Regions from separate parts of the Homo sapiens genome. Here region 2 is linked to region 1. The links are chromatin loops, found by intact Hi-C in ENCODE. Cell type or tissue: psoas muscle. All regions are shown on one strand. Links, peaks and the distances in the headings refer to the core of each region. The heading gives the core; the rest is flanking DNA. Region 1 overlaps PTCD2 (pentatricopeptide repeat domain 2). Region 2 overlaps TNPO1 (transportin 1).

Region 1 (9,391 bases), core at 930-8,929:
TCACAGAGCACAAGGACAAGAAATTCAATATTTTTGAGCAGAAGGAAGAACTCATTTGTTTTTATAATTCCTTAACTAGTTTCAAACATATTGCATGTACTATGTGCCAGCCACTATCTGCTTGCTTTATATTCCCTATCTCATTTCATCCTCACACCAAGCCTAAGAGGTCGGTACCATTATCCCCATTTACCAAATGAGGAAACTGAGGATGCCCAGGGCCACACAGTAATGGGGGCCCTTAGTATTCTGTTTCTTAAGAGCTGCTCCTTTTTCCCCTCTGAAAAGAGATAATGTGGTACAGTGGGAAGGATACTAGACTAGGAATCTGGATTCTAATCTCAGCTCTACCACAAATCAATTATACCAATGTGCGACTCTCATATGCGGATCCTGTCCTCAGGTGGGATTGTGATCTCAGACCTGGATTCAGCAAACACCTGAAGCTGTGACTCTCTTACTGGGACACAGTCTACAGTTGAGATTGGGCCTCTCTTGCATGGATCGTTTCCTTAACCTGAAAGATGAAGGAATTAATTAGGAGACTCAGAAGACTTCTCCTAGTCTACAATTTCTGACTCTATAATCCTTGCCTTAGAACAACAACCAAGTGAACAGTCTTAGTTTTGGAGGTGGCAATGAAGAGTCTGCAGCAATCTTGGCAGACAGCTCCTGAGGTCTGAGCAACCCTCTGGGCTTTCTGAAACAAAAGGAGCAAGTGAGGTGGGGTCACTGTGTATCTTCTGCTCACTGGTGACCAGACACGGTAAAATTCAACACATACTATATTTGAGACCATAAGTATGAAGCAGCTTTGAACTGCTCTCATGGCACATTTTTTTTTAATATGAGGCATTCAAGAGAGAAAAATCATTAACAAATAAGATAAACTATAGGACTAAATATTTATTATCCACATAGAAACCAAAGCATTATGTGGTTTTTAGTGGCACTTATTTTGAAAAGCACATGGCTTACCCATGAACAAAGCAGTAGTCATTTAAATTTGGCTTACTCAGCAGTCCTAAAGGCTAAATTCTGGTTTTGTTTGTGCTGCTGAGAAAACAAAACAACCACAATCCCAGCAAGTTTCCTTATGAACCTTATTTCTCTTATTTTTGAGAAAATATGATCCTACTAAACCTTGAATGAAGATTTCAAATCTATATGCAAAGACACATAGGCATTATTGTTTTGCAGATGGAAAAATAAGGGCTCAAGTCATAGACATATATGATGGCAGAGCAATGAGAAAATCCTGGGCTGTTTTCTAACATGGTAAAATAGGGTTTCATACCTCCTGAATTCAGCAAGGATGTAATTTGCAAGTAACTACTCCTTTGAAAATCAGAGTTATCCACACTTGTAGTGAAATTCATTCCTGATGGTGCTTACTGGGTTCCACTCTGGTGTCGGAAGCTGAACCGGAGACTGACCAGGTTCCTTCAAGGATCCTCAGCCATGCAAAAGGGAAGCGCCTTTCTGAGGGAGCCAAGCTTGCATCTAGACCTTCACAGTGGTGCAACATAACTTCTCAGAGATCGGCATGGTACCATTCAGTGAATTTGGGAATTTCAGGAGAAGACCAAGTGTCAGCACACTGTCTGCTGAAGTGCGATACCTGGCTTCTTAGGAAAGGTAATAACTCACTAGAAGCAGGCCCCTCAGATCCATAGGTGGACTGAAACCAGGGTTACTCAGCCAACAGGGACTGGCTGAGTGGCTGGAAGGTGCGACGGCTGACCATCCTCTTGTTTAATAGCAACGTGTGAGATTTCCTGTCCCTGGGGGTGTGGCAGAGCACAGCATCCAAAGAATCAGTGGTGACCTGGCCAGTGATGTGCAGTGTCCCATAGATCTCATCAAATTTGGCCACAAGGGCAGGCACATCCTTCACTTTTTCCCTCACTTTGGCCAGCTGGAAAAAAGCAAGAACACATCATTACATCTCTGCAAGATTTCTTCCTTATTCTTACTATAACCCTAAGAAAAAGAAATGGACATGAACAAAAATGTATGGTAGGCCAGGCGAGGTGGCCCATGCTTTAATCTAAGCAATTTTGGACGCTGAGACAGGAGGACTGCTTGAGCACAGGATTTCTAGGCCAGCCTAGGCAACACAGTGAGACTTTGTCTGTAAAAAAATTTTTTTAAAAATTAGTTGGTGTAGTGGGAGGATCACTTAAGCCCAGGAGACAGAGGCTGCAGTGAGCTGTGATCGTGCCACTGTACTCCAGCCTTGGCGACAGAGTGAGTCTTAAAAAAAAAAAAAAGTATGGTATACACCTAAAATCGTGAAAACCAGGGTACTGGGGCACACAGACAGCAGTATTACTATGAGGGATTCCAAAAGCTACACACAAAATTCAAAATTAGTACTTGAAAATCATACCTAATATAAAAAAAGGGGGGTTCAAATAACACATCATATATAATGAAACACACCAAGTAAAGGAGGTCATATACCAGTGGAATCAACTTTGTTCAATGTAATGATTAGAGCAGGAGGAGGCAGGGCCAAATTACATAGGCTTTATATATATTCCACAATAAGTTTTTTGAAATTTATTCTAAAAAAGCCATCAGAGCATCTAAAGTGGGAAATGATCTCATTTCTGTTCAAAAAGTTGCAGAGAATGAACTGGAGTGTACAGAAATGTGGAGACTATTCTGGAGGCCCACACCATAGCCCAGATAAGAAACAATGGTAGTTGAGATTGGGAAAGGTACAGAAAAGAAGGAGAAGTACACTTATGTGAGGTATATTTTGGAGTTTACACTGAAAGGACTTATTTTTGAATGGGTGAAGGAAAGGGAGGTGTCAAAGCTATCTTCTCAATTGGGGCTTTAATAGCTTGATGATGGGTGCTATCATTTCCTGATAGAGAAGACAGGGAGGCGAGATTTGGAAGGGAAAATCAAGAGCTCTGTTTGGACCTGATTGAGACGGCTGTGAACCATCTAAATGGGTATGTCTAGAACGTTGTTGGATATACAAGTCTGGGGCATGAAGGAGAGGTCTGGGCTAGAGGCATACGTAGTAGAGTCACAAGTATATGATGGTATTTAACCCCCAAAATGGGTGAACTAGAATGGAGAATGTGAAGCTGCTTTCTGAATAAAATCAGCATTTTACTTAGTTCAATCCTTATCAAGGGTACAATCTCAACACATTTCTTGATGGAATTTAATTGGGATCAAGCTTCCTAATAAATCCTTTGCCCCTCTTCCACCTCTTCCAAATATATAACACTGTTTGCACCTGCACATCTTCCTTTGAGACAATGGCTCCCAACCATGCCTGCAGACAAGCAGCTTAAGCACTTCTTAATGTTCTTAAAAAAGAATAGCTTGTTTAGTCCTCATGTTCAAGGTGAAAATGACTTAATGTGCAGCATATGGCTTCTAAAAGCAGCAGAGCAAACATGCCAAGCTGGAGGTAATTTTGATCTAAAAACTGTAACAGTTCTGTTACATAACTACAGAAATAAATCAGCAATTATTTTCAATAGTCCTGTGGTGGTATAATAGCACCTATGATAGTTTATAGTCTTATCTCCCTACATAACACTTTTTAAATAACTGCTGGCATAAGCATTAAATGCACTTTGTAAAATGCAGACGTTTACAATATAGGACTCCACTTGCAATCTCACACATATATATTTAGAACTAGCTCAAAAGCTACTGGAGTTATATGAATCAATCCATTTCTCATCAAGCTGTTCCTTGAGTGGTCCCACAGTAACCAGAGGGAAGACACTGAACTAGAGGGTTCATTTTCTAAGTACAAGAGTCTTATATGAGTATTTTTCAATATAAAGTTTGTTCGGGTGCTTTAGCCATATAAATGGGTGACAATGTATTGATGGTTCAGGTCTAAGGAATGGTTGTTAACAACAATGCTGCTGAGAAAATGGAAGTTGGATTTCACATGTACACATACACACGTGACTATGCACTTTAAAATCTGTTCATGCTTCTACTTTCCCTACTTTTCTAAACTTACTCCAAAAGGGTTGGGTGGATCACAGCCTACACAGAGCTAAAACTGCAAATAGAAAGAAGCGTTAAATCAACCATATCCAGTTAGTCATTTTCCTGACAAGCTCCCTTTTATCAGAAGGAAGAAGCCTTTGGGTGGAAGTGAGGAAATGGAACAGGGCTGGGAAGGCGACAGTGTGGCAGGAGGAGGAAGCAGCCACTGCCCTCTAGTGCCAATCCTGCTGTCTCAGCCTTCAGCCTGGACCAAACTATAAAAGAGAGGCAGGAGAAATGAGGGAGGAAGAGAGGACCAACCAACAGGCCACTTGGTTGGTCAAAATGACAATATCAGTATTATTACTAACAATATGATCACTGTCAATAACGTACAATTTCTTTACACTTCTGTTTTTCACCTTAAGTTACATGCTATGAGAGATACACAAATTACTACATCTCAAATGACCTACAAGAATTCCAATTTGTGTACTTAAGCCATCAATGTGACACATGGGTTCATTTGTTTCATTTCACTTTCAATTTTTAGGAACTGTTTTTTCTCTTCATTTTTATTTAACTCTGCTTTACAGTTCTGCAAAGCATTTACATGGTTCCTAAATGAAATACATAAACAAGGTACATTCGGAGAACTCATGTTTCCGTCCCTCACTTTCACTTTCAAAACTTTTATTTCTTAATTTTTTAAAATTAAATTTAAAAAATAATTTGTCAATTACTTTAATTGTCAAATAATAATTGTGTATATTTATAAAGTTCAATGTGATGTTTCAATCTATGTGTATACTGTAGAAAGATTCAGTCAAGCTAACAAAACTATCCATCATCTACCAATGTGTCTTTTTCTGCGGTGAAACATTAAAATATACTTCTTTGGCATTTTTGAAATATGCATAATAATTAACTGTGGTTCCTAAAGACTCAATCAAAAAAACCTTTAGGACTGATAAAGTCAGTAAAGCTGCAGGTTACAAAATTTACATACAAAAACAGCAGTATTTCTATAAAAAAAGATCTGAAAAAGAAATCAACATAACCACTTAAGTTTTGTTTTTTTTATCGTAGTGTTTTTCAAAAACATAAATATATAAAAATAACTATATGGTCCCGCCTTCTTAAGGCATACTACACATACCCATTTGCATCTTACTTTTGTCACTTAAAAACATATTTAAGTGATCCATATAAATGGTAATCCATAGCAGTATATGATGTAGCTGTTCCTCATTTCCTGTCCTTTGTACGAACAGACCCTAATTTGTACAACTAGTTGTCTAGTGATGGAAATTTGGGCTTTTTTCCAGTCTGCTGTTATTAGAAATTGGATTGCAACAAATAGCCTTGTACATACAACTTCTTTATATTTGCCAGTATATTTTTAGAATATACTCCAAGAAGTGGGAGGATTGAGTCAAAGGGTGAAAGTATTTGTAGTGTACCAATCTGTATTCGCTGTAGCAGCATTTCCTCAGATGATAGCGCCCATTTCCTCAGAGCCTCACCAACCAAGTTGGCTGGCAAACTTGCAGATTTCTATTCAAGAGAAATATCATAGGGTAGTTTTATTTAGCATTTTCTTGATATGGGCAAGAGAATCTTTTCGAAAGTTTAAAGGCCATTCACAATTCATTTTTAGTAAATTCTGTCCACATCTCTTACCCATTTTTCTTCAGGGTTGTTGGTTCTTTTCTCAGAATTTTCAAAAAGAGCTTTTTTTTTTTTTTTTTTTTTTTTTTCAGATGGAGTCTCATTCTGTCGCCAGGCTGGAGCGCAGTGGCGCAATCTCGACTCCCTAGTTCAAACGATTCTCGTGCCTCGGCCTCCTGAGTACCTGGGACTACAGGCATGCACCACCACGCCCAGCTAATTTTTATATTTTTAGTAGATACGGGGTTACATTTTGGCCAGGATGGTCTCGATCTCCTGACCTCATGATCCGCCTGCCTCAGCCTCCCAAAGTGCTGGGATTATAGGCATGAGCCACCGCACCTGGCCTCAAAAAGAGCTCTTGAAATATTAGGGCTAGTTAGCCTTTTGTCAGTATGATTAAAAATTGATTACTTACCTCTTGACTTTGCTTGTAGACTTTTTGCCACATGAAAAAACAGGTTTTAACATTTTTATTTAGTCAAATTTATCACTTCTTTTACTGATTTGGATTTTGACTGAAAGCTAAGTTTTTCCACTCCCAGGATATTAAAGAATCTACTAATGTTTATATCTAGTACTTGTGTATTTCAATTTAAAAATTTAAATTCTCATCCATTTGAAATGTATCCTGGTTTGTGGTATAAGAATATATACAACTGTATCTTTTTCTATTGGCTCTCTACTTATCCTAGTACTACTTCTTACTAGTCTATCCACTTAGATTGATTTGAGATGCTTGTCTCTATGTTACACTAAATTTGTATCTGCAATTTGGTCTGTATCCGGACTTTCTATTCTGTCCCATTAGCTGCCCTATTCATGTCCTAAGCCACAGTTTGAATTATAGAAACTTTAACATGCTTTGATATCTGCTAGACCTAGCAACTCTTACTGCCCCTCTTTCACAGGGTTTTTCTAGCTAGTCTTGTTTGTTCTTTCAACTAACCTTTACAGAAAAAACAAAGTGATATTTTTATTGGAGTCATATTACATTATCACAGTAACTTGAAAAAAACTGAGTTTTTATGAGGCTAGGTCTTCTTATCTAAACATATGGTCTGTCTTTTCATTTGTACAGAAGATTCTTTTTATTTTTTAAGATGAGAGATACTATATCCTACTGTTTGCTGACAAGAATGACCCACAGGGAAGGGGATACTGATGATAGCCAAAAGAGTGAGTCAACTTCTGGACTGATGCTGTGGAGTGGGTCAGAGAGGATGGGATCCAGTGCATGACTGAAGAGGCTGGTGTGAGAGATGTATCCAGTCATCATGGGTATATAGGGCAAGGGGCCAGAGGCTCTCTATGTAGCAGTCATGCTTTTCTGATTACTTCTATTTTCTCCAAGAAACAAGAAATACAGTGATCAACTGAGAGTGAAAAGTGAGGAGAAGGTATTGAAGGCTTGAGGGAAAAGGAAAAAGGTGTAAAATCGTCATCTAGAAGAAAAAGAGAGCCAGGGCCCATGAATACAATGTGGAGAAAAGAATAAGGTAAAAGGGAAAAGTTTCCTAGAATTTCAGAGGATATATTCTGTTGGAAGAAAAAAAAATCTTTGCACATATACATGGAAGTCTTAAAACAGGAACAACAGAGAAGCTGCCATATTTGGCAATTTCTTTAAGGTAAGCTTTAGAATTGAGAAATTAGTGGACATTTTTAAGAGTGTCCTTTCACTTTTAAATGATTTCTGCAGCACTTGCATACTCACCACTTCCTCCGAGAACACATGTCTTTTCACAAATTTTGATAAATTTCCTTCTGCAGCATTTTTTAGAGTCTTTATCAGGTTTTCCAACATATTTGACTGGATATGGATTATAATCTGAATATTAAGAAGACACAAGCAAAACCAAGACTGAGTGAGTGTCTCAATGCTGAGAAATGTACCTGGTTAGATAAGCCTTCATTTATAGGCACCTACCCTGCTTTGATCCTACTTCCTAATTTATTTGCTTACACAAGTTCAAAAACGTGCTTTAAATGTACACTTACGAGCCAAAATGTGCTTTCCAATAGTTAATCAAAAACTACAACTTTGCCTGTAATCCCAGCACTTTGGGAGGCCAAGGTGGGCAGATCACGAGGTCAAGAGATAGAGACCATTCTGGCCAACATGGTGAAACCCCATCTCTACTAAAAATACAAAAATTAGCCGAGAGTGGTGACATGAACCTGTAATCCCAGCTACTTGGGAGGCTGAGGCAGGAGAATCACTTGAACCTGAGAGGCGGAGGTTGCAGTGAGACGAGATTGCGGCACTGCACTGCAGCCTGGCAACAGAGCAAGACTCCATCTCAAAAAAATAAAATAAAATACTACAACTTCAAAACTTGTTTACGGGTAACACTGGAGAGGGCAGAGATTTTGGTGTCTGGATACTCGGGCTGAAATCTAGACACTGGCAAGTACCAGCTAAGTGACTCTGGACTGGTACTTAATCTTTCAATTTAAATGCCCTCATTTGTAAAATGGGGAAAATAGATTTAGATCTCACATTTTGGGTTTTATGAACATTAAATAAAATACCAGTATACAGAAGATACTCAATGAACAAAAATACTGGTTTCCTCCTTTCTACATCCTCTAGATTCAGAGGATATGACAATCAATCTCATAAGACTAGTGATATGGTTTGGCTTTGTGTCCCCACCCAAATTTCATCTCGAATGATAATCTCCAGTGTCGGGGGAGGGACATGGTGGGAGGTGATTGGATCATGGGGGCAGTTTCCCCCATGCTGTTCTCATGATAGTCAGTGTGTTCTCATGAAAACTGATGGTTTTATAAGTGGCAGTTGCCCCTGCTCTCTCCCTTTCCTGCTGCCTTGTGAAGAAGACACTTGCTTCTCCTTCGCCTTCCCCCATGACTGTATTTCCTGAGGCCTCCCCAGCCATGTGATACTGTGAGTCAATTAAACTTCTTTCCTTTATAAATTACCCAATCTCTGGCAATTCTTTATAGCAGTGTGAAAATGGATAACAGTAACTGGCTAGGGGCAAATGGTACCTTCAGCGTTTTCTGTTTTTAGGAAGTTGCAGGCACACAGGTTACTGCAGGCACAGAGTGGAAGCTGGCTGGAATGTTAATGAGGCACTCCTATTTACGCTATCTATTAATGAACTTTCAAAACTGGGTACTGTAGTGTGCTTTCGGAATGATACTACCACCTATCTTCCACCAACTTGTGCACAACTATCTTGTGCAACTAACACAAGAAAAAAGAACACATCTCCCCCCAATTACCAATATTTACTAGTATAATTCAAGAAGAAGTTTAAAGAAAGTGAGAATAACTGAGAACTCACCAACCAATGTTACAACCACTGTTTATAATTTGATGTATAAATCTTCCAAATATATTAACTTATCCCCAAAATTTGATTCTACTTTTGGTCAATTACTACACAACAGACATTTATTTCCTCATAGCATTAATATTAGAAAAAAGAAACCTCATTTTTAACACATACATAGCAATTCATCACGGAAATATACCATACTTTATTATACTGAACAATGTGCACATATGTACTTTTAAAAACTGGTAATGTCTTAGACTTGATTCCCAGAAGTAAAATTACCAAGTCAAAGCATAGAGACATTTTTAAGGCTCTTGATCCTTACAAAGATAGTTTTCCTGGAAGAGATTTACCTTTTTTATATTAAACCAGCTATGTTTTCTTACCAGTCTACTTGGCAACATTTTGCATTTGTTGAGTAACTTATCAGGATG
Region 2 (9,391 bases), core at 507-8,506, 490 kb before region 1:
CAGGCTCCCTAGAGAACCCGTTTTAACAGTTTTATGTGAATCTTTCTACATTCTAATCTCACATATATTTTTCCTCTTTTTTTAAGATCATCCTCCATACTACACTAATACTAACTCTACAACGTTTTTTACACATTAATATGACATGGCCATAATTCCGGGCCAATACATACCAATTTAACTCACCTTTTAATAGATGCACATTGGTCTTGAGAATGGATAGAGCATAATTTGTTCAACCATCTCCTGATTGGCTTCCAGATTGCTTCTACTTTTTTGCCACTACCAACAACACAGCAAAAAAATTCTTGTACCAATGTCCCTACATAATAGTGGCAACCTGGTGGGGTTATTAGGCCAAAAAGTATGTGAATTTAAAAACTTTAAACAGTTATTACCAAATTACTTTCCAAAAAGTTACGCAATTCACACACGCCAACAATATGAATGTTTCCTTTATCTCCACCAGCACATTCTTTTAATTTTCATGAAGCTAAACAATGCCAATTTAATTTCCCCTGATACCAGTGGGGATGGGGAACTTAAAGTCTGAGCCTTAGTAATATTAGAGTTGGAGCTGCTACCAGGCATACCCTACCTGCTGAGGTGACATTCAGATAGCCCACTCAACCCCCTAGCTGCCCTTTTAAACAAGAAACTAAAGCAAGGGACCAATAGCAGTCAAGTCTGAAAGGCATCTTCATTATCACATCCATCCTGAGGATGGCTGTACCATAATATCAGGCCAATAGCATGCTTCCTTCTTTATTTCTGTCGTCAACTAGGGTTTTCTTTTCAAACAGCTTAGTATTAAGGACATTTAATTTGATCAGCCTATGATGACAGAATAGGTGTTTCCCCACACCTTACTCAAATTATCTGTAACAAAGGGCTCTCAAGAATATTTGATTCAGATAACTGCTTGATAAGAGATCTTAAGCCACTTTGAACTTTTCTATCACATCTTTTTAAAAAGTGTGATAAAATCTACATACATAACATTTATCATTTTAAGTATACAGTTCAGTGGCATCCATCTCCAAAACTTACCATATTTTAAAAGCCATTAAAATAAGGAAGAATCTTATACCCTGGGGTAGCCAGACATTGCAGGGTTAATTAGATAACATCTGAAGTACTTCAAGCTAACCAAGCACATCAGGATTATTATATGAGGTAGAAATCATTTATTTAAATAGTAAACTACATTTATATTAATTAAATAGAATATCAAGATCAATATTGGATTTTCTTATAAAATTTAAATATTACCTGGAGTATTCTTTTTGCATGTTGAAGGCTCAGCTTTCTAAATGTCTCAAAAAAAGGAAGTAGTACTTCAAATTTCGCTCCCTTAGATGATACTCCATACTACACTAATATTAACTTTACAACTTATGCCTGATTGGCCCATGACATTCAATGGTGACCAAAAAAAAAAAAAGGCATTTCAACAAGCCAAAATACAGTTATTTGAAAAACAAGATAGAAGACAGCCCCAGAATAAAAAGTAGCCTGCAAGTGGTGAGTTACTGTGATACCATTTTGGACTTTCAGAAGACTAGAGCTTACTCATGAGTAAGTTTTTAACTTAAATTTACATAAAAATTTTGAATTTGCTACAGTTGAGAATCATGTGAAGTAAAGAAGCCAGACTGGCTGAAGAGAAAGTAAAAATATATAGCTTCTTCCTTGTTGGATAGTCTGTAAAATATAGTTTAAAAAGCAGACTGGAGATATGGACTCAACTGACCACGTTTGAATTCTAGTTCTTCCACTTAGTAGCAGTGAAAACCTGGGCAAGTTAATTAATCTAAGTCTTAGTTTCCCAACCCTAAAATGGGAATATACTAACTCTGTATGCAGATCATAGGTCCCTGGCACACAATATGTGTAATTTGAAAAATAGTAGTTTTATAGTTAAATGAATGGCTTTCTAGCATCTGCAAGATAAAATCTAACTTCTTTTCATGGAAGAAGTCTCTTCATCATCTGGTTCATCACCTTCAAAGACAATTTTATCTATGACTCAACTTCCAACTTTATGCTCCATCATCTTTTCCTGCACCTCTCCTACCTCTGAGCCTTTGCATAGGGATTTCCTGCTGGGAATGCCCTCCTTAAACCTGACCAATTGGCAAACTCCTTCTCACTCTTTAGAGCTACCCTCATTCACTGATTTTCCAAATATTTATTGAGAGTCTTTCTTGGCACTATGATTGATACTGGATACTATTTCTCTTCTGTGTCATTATTCCAAGATCTCCTCACAAGACTTAAGTGTATTTTTCATTACAGATCTATGGTTTATAGCTATTTCCATTCTAGAAACTGTCATATTGTATTATAATTATTTCTAGGTCTGTCCTGGCAATAGATCACAAGTTCCTTGAGAGCAGGGACAGTGTCTTTTCACTCTCTTTGCCTGGCAGAGTCCGATTCAACAAATACTTGTTGAATAAACGCTATTGTTGTTGCTATTAATTCAACTGAGTAACTATTAAGTAGAACTACCATGTGCTCAGTGAATTTTGGAGATTCAAAGATAAGTAAAATATAGTTTGTTTTTATCCTCACTAAGTTCTCATTTGGTGAGAGAGGCAGATGACCTGTCAATGAATAAAGTATATGGTAAAGTACAATAGGAAAAGAGAGAAAAGCAAATACATTCCACCAGGAGACAGAGATGCATTTTCCCCCCATCTGGTTCAATTAAAATTTTTTCCATCTAATTTCAACTAAATTCAAAGTTAGATGTTTCTATCTATATGCTGAATCACTATGAATGTGAGAAATGTTGCTATTAGTGACGTCATTTCCCAAAATGGTAAACAACTCTTGGTAGAGATCCAAACAAAACAAGGTACAATTGTCCTTCAATAACATAGTAGTTTTTTGTTTTTTGGGTTTGTTTTTTTTTTTTTTGAGACGGAATCTTGCTCTGTCACCCAGGCTGGAGTGCAGTGGTGCGATCTCGGCTCACTGCAACGTCCGCCTCTCAGGTTCAAACAATTCTCCTGCCTCAGCCTCCCGAGTAGCTGGGATTACAGGTGTGTGCTAGCACGCTCGGTTAATTTTTGAATTTTTAGCAGAGACAGGGTTTCACCATGTTGTCCAGGCTGGTCTGGAACTCCTGACCTCAAGTGATCTGCCCGCCTCAGCCTCCTAAAGTGCTGGGATTACAGGCGTGAGCCACCCTGCCTGGCCATAGTTTTTATTCCTAGAAAATTCAACATATATTAAAACTCTGCAAAAAGTTCCACATGTATATGTAAAATTGAGTTAGGCTCTTGGCTCTGATATCTATAAACAGATTTCTTACACCTTTGTGACTATCTAACAAGACATTTACAAGTCATACAAAGCTAGGACAATTCTTCATGGTGAACATCTAGCACTCTCAGCCCTGCCCAGTAAATGACAAGAGCACCTCCCAGTCACTAGGACACCTCCAGAGAGCAGCACTGCCTCAGTGGAGAATGACTATGGTAAATGACTAAGGGCTGTGAAAACATTATGCTAACCCAGTTAGGAGGTCAAGAAAGGACTTCCTTGAGGAAGTGACTCTTTATCAGAAATCTAACAGGAATTATCAAAAAGCAAAAGTGAGGCTAGGAGGACCTCATAGATGATGTTAAGAAGCTTGGACTATCTTAAGGATAATACAAAGCTTGTGAAAGGGGTTTAAATTGATAAAAAACATGATCAAAGTCTGGAAAAGAATTAATCCTCCTAGACATGGGGAAGGAGAGGTTCATCTTTTGTTCTATAGCTTTAATATTAGGTTAATTTTTAGAATGTGTCATATTTCAATAAAAATGATTTTTAAAACCCATCAGTTTGCAATGAGGGCAGGAGGAGCCATAGGAAGACCTAACTGTCCAATCTGCATATAAAATGGAATTCCAGTTTGTTAGGGGAAGGGCAGTCCTGTTTCACAGAGAGCCAAGATGCTACCAAAAACTCTGGTACTTAAATATTGAAGACTTAAACACATGCACTATTTTGTTAGTAATAGTGATAGCTAATATTTTTGAGTGCCAAGCAGTGTTCTAAGCACTTCACAACTCTATGATGCTGCTCTATTAATTACATTTTACAAATAAGTACATTGAGGCACAGAGAAGTTACTTGCCTAAGGTTGGTCAGCTAGTAAATGCCAAAGCCATGATTCAAACCCAACTAATCTGGCTCCAGTGTCCAGTCTGGAAGCCCCTGATATACTGCCTTTCCAAAAGAAACATCAATCTCCATAAACTGGGAAACTACTCATAAATACAACCATGTGCATACGAAAGAACATATATTTTGATACCTTTGTGGTGAGGTAAAAGAGAAAAGTAAAATCACACTTCACCATCATAAAAGTCATAATAGATCTAAAAAACCAGTAGTATGTATATAGTATGACAATATAATAAAAATGAGGTATTCTCATAGCATTGAGTAAATGAGTTAAAAACATTCTAAATATAATCTTCACAACACCCCTCTGTTGTAAGTAGGTAGCAAGTATTATTTTTATTTGACAAGCAGATAAATCAAAACAGCTTAAGAAATTTGCTGAATCATTTGCTGAATGTGAATCAGATATGTAGACTTCCACAGAAAATCTCTCTTATACTGTTTTTTTTTTTTACAGAAAAATGCTATGATGAGCAAGGAGAAAAAAAATCAGAGCTATCCAATGATCTAAAAAGAGCATGCTATTTAAAGAATACAATTATTTAATAAAACTTTCATGAGAAATTGAACCAAAGTTCAGGTATGAAGGGAAAGAAGGAAAAGTTTACAGGCACCTAATGATGAATCAAAACGTTGACAAACTTGTTAAATTATAGCTATCAGTGGAACTAGAAAGTCCTTTAAGAAAGTCTATAGGCTGGGCGCGGTGGCTCATTCCTGTAATCCCAGCACTTTGGGAAGCCGAGGCGGGCGGATCACAAGGTCATGAGTTCGAGACCTGGTGAAACCCCGTCTCTACTAAAAAAATACAAAAATTAGCCAGGCGTGGTGGCATGCCCCTGTAATCTCAGCTACTTAGGAGGCTGAGGCATGAGAATTGCTTGAACCTGGGAGGTGGAAAAAAAAGTCTATAATGAGCCGGGCGCGGTGGCTCACGCCTGTATTCCAGCACTTTGGGAGGCTGAGGCGGGTGGATCGCCTGAGGTCAGGAGTTCGAGACCAGCCTGGCCAACATGGTGAAACCCCATCTCTACTAAAAATACAAAACATTAGCTGGGTGTGGTAGCGGGCGCCTGTAATCCCTACTAGGGAGGCTGAGGCAGGAGAATCTCTTGAACCAAGGAGGTGGAGCTTGCAGTGAGCCAAGATTGTGCCATTGCACTCCAGCCTGGGCAACAAGAGGGAAATTCGGTCTCCAAAAAAAAAAAAAAAAAGAGAGAGAGTCTAAAACCAGAGGTTATGGATCAAGAAGGAAGAGAAAAAAATGCAAAACTAACTGTTGAGCTCATATTAGTTACGGAAATGAGCTCAACTAGATTAGAAGGACAGGGACCATAACTCATGTTACACAGTGCTAGGCACATGGGGTTTAAATCATCCTCGATTGAGACTGATGGGTAAATCATCTAGTTCACCACTTGAAAATAGGCTAAGACGTTAAAATTTTAACTTTCTGGCATTACAAAGTTATTGTCATCTAGGAGTTTAGAGATTAACAGAACACAGAAAATGGAAAATAGGTACTAAGGAAAGTTTGAATAAATGTATGCTTAGAGTGTCTTTTCTGGAAGAACTTTGAAGATGACTAGACATGCTTACTAAATGCTAGTTAAAGTTTACAAATCAACATTAAAAAAAAGAGTGTGGTATCAAATTGAGTGATAAGAAGGAAAGCTTGATCTCAAAATTTGACCCAATCTATAACCAGACACTTCCTATACTTTAGCCCATTTAATATTCACAACAGCACTATGAGGTAGATGTTAACTCCATTTTATATTAACCGAGGTTCAGAGAGGTTAAGTAGCTTGCCCAGCTAGTATGTGGCAGATTAGGCATTCAAAACCAAACCTGTGTGATTCCAAAGTCTGAACCATGCCTACTAATAACAGCAACCCTGTTATCATTAATGGGTCCTTCCATGTGCCAGTTATTATGTTAAATTCTTTAAATACATGATCTCATTTAATTCCATGAATATGTACTATAATTATCTCCATTTTACAGAAGAGGAACAGGCTTAAGAGAACTTAAGCAATGTGTCCAAGATCACACAGTAATGAACAAAGCGAGGACTCAAGCCCAGATGCACCCAACTCCAGAGCCCATGCACTGAACTACTACTCTGCCATATTATTCTCATTCTGCCACCCCACGAACATGTGACTAACCCTTAGAGAACTTAACAGTGGGCAGACTATGAGCGGTCTGCGTTATACAACTCTTTCCCTTTCTATTCCATGCATCACCAATAATTCAACGGCTCTCTTGATGAATGTCTACTTCAGGTCAATCACTTCAGATATGATAACTGCACCTTGCTTTTCAGAGCACAAATTTTTCATTTTTAATGAAAACAAAAGGCTGATAGGAGTAACACCTCCCAGATATTTAACTTTTAGTTATCTCATTGTCACCCTCAAAACATCAACTCCTTGTTGAGTTCTAAAACAGATTTAACGGTTGGTCTCACTCTCCATGTATGTTTAAGCAACTTAAATCAGTGGTTCTCAACCCTAACTACACATTATAATTACTGGGAACTTATAGCCAGTTGAGAACCATTATATTAAATTAATATATCTGCTCCTGGCAATTTCCATTATTTCTTACTCTAATAAGCAGCGGTGTTCTAGCTGTATTAGAAATAACAGAAAACAGAAAAAGACAACAGAATACAGACTGCACCGATTAATATGGGAAACATTACTAATCACTAAAAAAGTCTTTAATGAAAACCAAAACATAAGAACATACTATTTAAAGTTACATAATAATTTGTACTTCTTAGTAAGGACTAGTAAGTACAATGTTTATTTACTTTGTAATTTAACAGTGACAGAAAATGGGTAAGAAGTTCCACTTAAGTTGTAAGACAGAAATGAGAACTTGGGAAAAGTAAGTTTTGGGGGAAGTTTATCTCCAGTAAATAATAACAACACACACTAGAAAATTATGATCCTTAACTGGCAAAATATGATTTACATTTGTATATCAAATCAACTTATGAGTAACTAGATCTTTCTTCAAATGGCAATATTAAGTCATTCATAAAAGTAAACTCTTCTAATAAGCCTACACATTAAAAACCAATTAATCAAAATAATTAGGTCCGATTCTCTTAGTATCATAGGATTTATTAATGTGCTTTACTAGGGATTGTCCCACTGCTACATTCAACTGGAGAGTTAGTTTTTAAGTAGTTCAATGGACTACTGTCACTGCCTATTGTTAACCCTAGTCCAATAGTTTTCATTTCTGTGACACAGATTTAAGAAAAAAAGCTTTTTAAAAGCCTTACGTATTATAACATGATTATAAATTTCCTTTCAGAACATTGACTTATCACTGCCAAGTGGTTTTAAGTAAACACAGTGCTTAAAAAGTTTCAAAGTACTTTCATATTTTACCTCATTTAATTTTCAAAACTACCCTGTGAGTTAAGGAAACTGTCTCAGTGATATTAAGTCACTTGCCAAAAATTGCTCAGCTAGTAAATGTTAAGAATTGGGTTGGAATGAATGTCTATTTCTGGTCGAATGTTTCTACTACTCCAAACTATTCCTTTAATTCATAGTTCATTAAATATGTAAGTACCATCAATTAAAAGAGTAGCTTGTCTTCAAGTAACACTGCTCTACGCTGATTATACATTTGCTGATTTATATGATGACATGCATAAAAGATGGAGACAAGCTGTAGTACTCTAGGTAAAATAATGGCACTGAATGACAAAATATGAGCACCAGGAAAGTTACTAATTATAGCTATACTTACTGAATTTAAGGAGCTGGTAAAAAAAGGCTATGATGCAAATAGCCAAATATTTTCCTGTGAAACACATCTGAAATTGTTAAGTTAATAAAAGGTATGATTCAATATTTTAGAATCCACTTTACAAATTAATAAAGTGAGACATACCTAAACAGTTGATAAGCCAAGCTGATAATTAAAAAAAAATTAGCACACTGGGATAACCATTATAGCTCATTTTGATAACTGCAAGTATACTGTTTTATTGCCGTTCGATTGCTCCTGAAGTTCTGAAGTGAGAAGGATCCAGGAATGTCTTATTTATGTCCAAAGCTATCCTTTATTAAGTATAATGTATGGATTCAGTATTTCACATTTTCAAGTGTATGCAGAAAAAGGAACACAGCACTGTATTTATTGGTAAGGGCTGAATGAGAAAAGGATCAGAGCAGTTTAGATAGCAAAATAGAAAGGTTAAAAAAAAGTTAAGTGGTTAGTAGGCTGATTAGCATTAGGTTTTACCTAACCATACATTTCTTCATAGAAATCTCACACACAACAGGGGCATATATTAGTCAGATCTCAGTTATGAAAAGAGACATAGCAGAAAAAACTTTTGAAAGGGAATCAATTTTTACAAGTTTAGTTCCTGATGGAGTAGAGGAAGCATGGGTTCTGGAGTCATACACTCATTGGCTCAAATCCCAGTTCTGTTAATTATTGACGCTGTCTTTTTTAGGAAAATTGTCCAATCTTCTAAGCCACAGTTTAGTCATCTGTGAAATGGCGTTGATGAGAAGATTAACTGAGAACGTAAAGTACCACAATAGTCAGTACTTAATGTTTGTTCCCTGCACACTACACTCCCAACTAAAATTGTCATTGAGACCCAGGTTTACTGATGGCAGTTCGTACCATCAGATAACAATAGGATGAAGATTTCTTAGATTATTTTTGTACAATCAAAGAATATGTATCAAAATGGACTGTTTAACTTGTCATTTAAATGAAGTGATGCTATGGTTTGAATGTTTGTATCCCTCCAAAATTCATGTTGAAACTTAATTCCAAATGCGATAGTATTAAGAGGTGGGGACTTTGGAAGGCACTTTGGACTGCCATTGTCATGAAGGCTCTGCCCTCGTGAATGGAATTAATGCCCTTATAAAAGGGCTTGAGGGCATCTATTTGGCCCTGCTGCTCCCCTTCAGCCATGTGAGAAAATAGTGTTTGTTCCTTCCTCCATGTGAGGATGCTGTAAGGTTTCACTTACAAAGCAGAAAGCCAGATTTCATAGCACACCTAATTCACTGGTGCCTTGAACTTGAACTTCCCAGCTTCCAGAAGTGTGAGAAATATATTATACTACTTACAAATTACCCAATCTAAAATATTTTGTTATAGCACAGGAATGGACTAAGACAGAAATTGGCACCAAGAAGTGGGGTGCTAC

Evidence for each region. Peaks named below come from ENCODE experiments on the same cell type or tissue, not always from the same donor. Only the 100,000 strongest peaks of a DNase experiment are listed, where the experiment ranks them.
Region 2: a loop joins it to region 1, with 3.0 times the contacts of the local background. A loop is called at or near these places in 13 of 110 quality-filtered maps.

What each region holds. Positions count from the first base shown.
Region 1 is chr5:72,350,730-72,360,120 of GRCh38, reverse strand. It overlaps PTCD2 (pentatricopeptide repeat domain 2), which reads right to left. Exons shown (of 10, transcript NM_024754.5): 9 at 7,367-7,480; 10 at 1-1,918. The coding sequence ends at 1,694. Among named protein-coding and RNA genes, the nearest start is that of PTCD2, 35 kb to the right of the region's middle. In psoas muscle, for the core only: a CTCF peak has its summit at 4,237 (motif pointing left); a DNase peak (open chromatin) is centred at 4,200.
Region 2 is chr5:72,837,128-72,846,518 of GRCh38, reverse strand. All of the region lies in intron 1 of TNPO1 (transportin 1), which reads right to left. Among named protein-coding and RNA genes, the nearest start is that of TNPO1, 25 kb to the right of the region's middle. In psoas muscle, for the core only: no CTCF peak of the experiment used is centred there; no DNase peak of the experiment used is centred there; H3K27ac peaks cover 6,516 bases.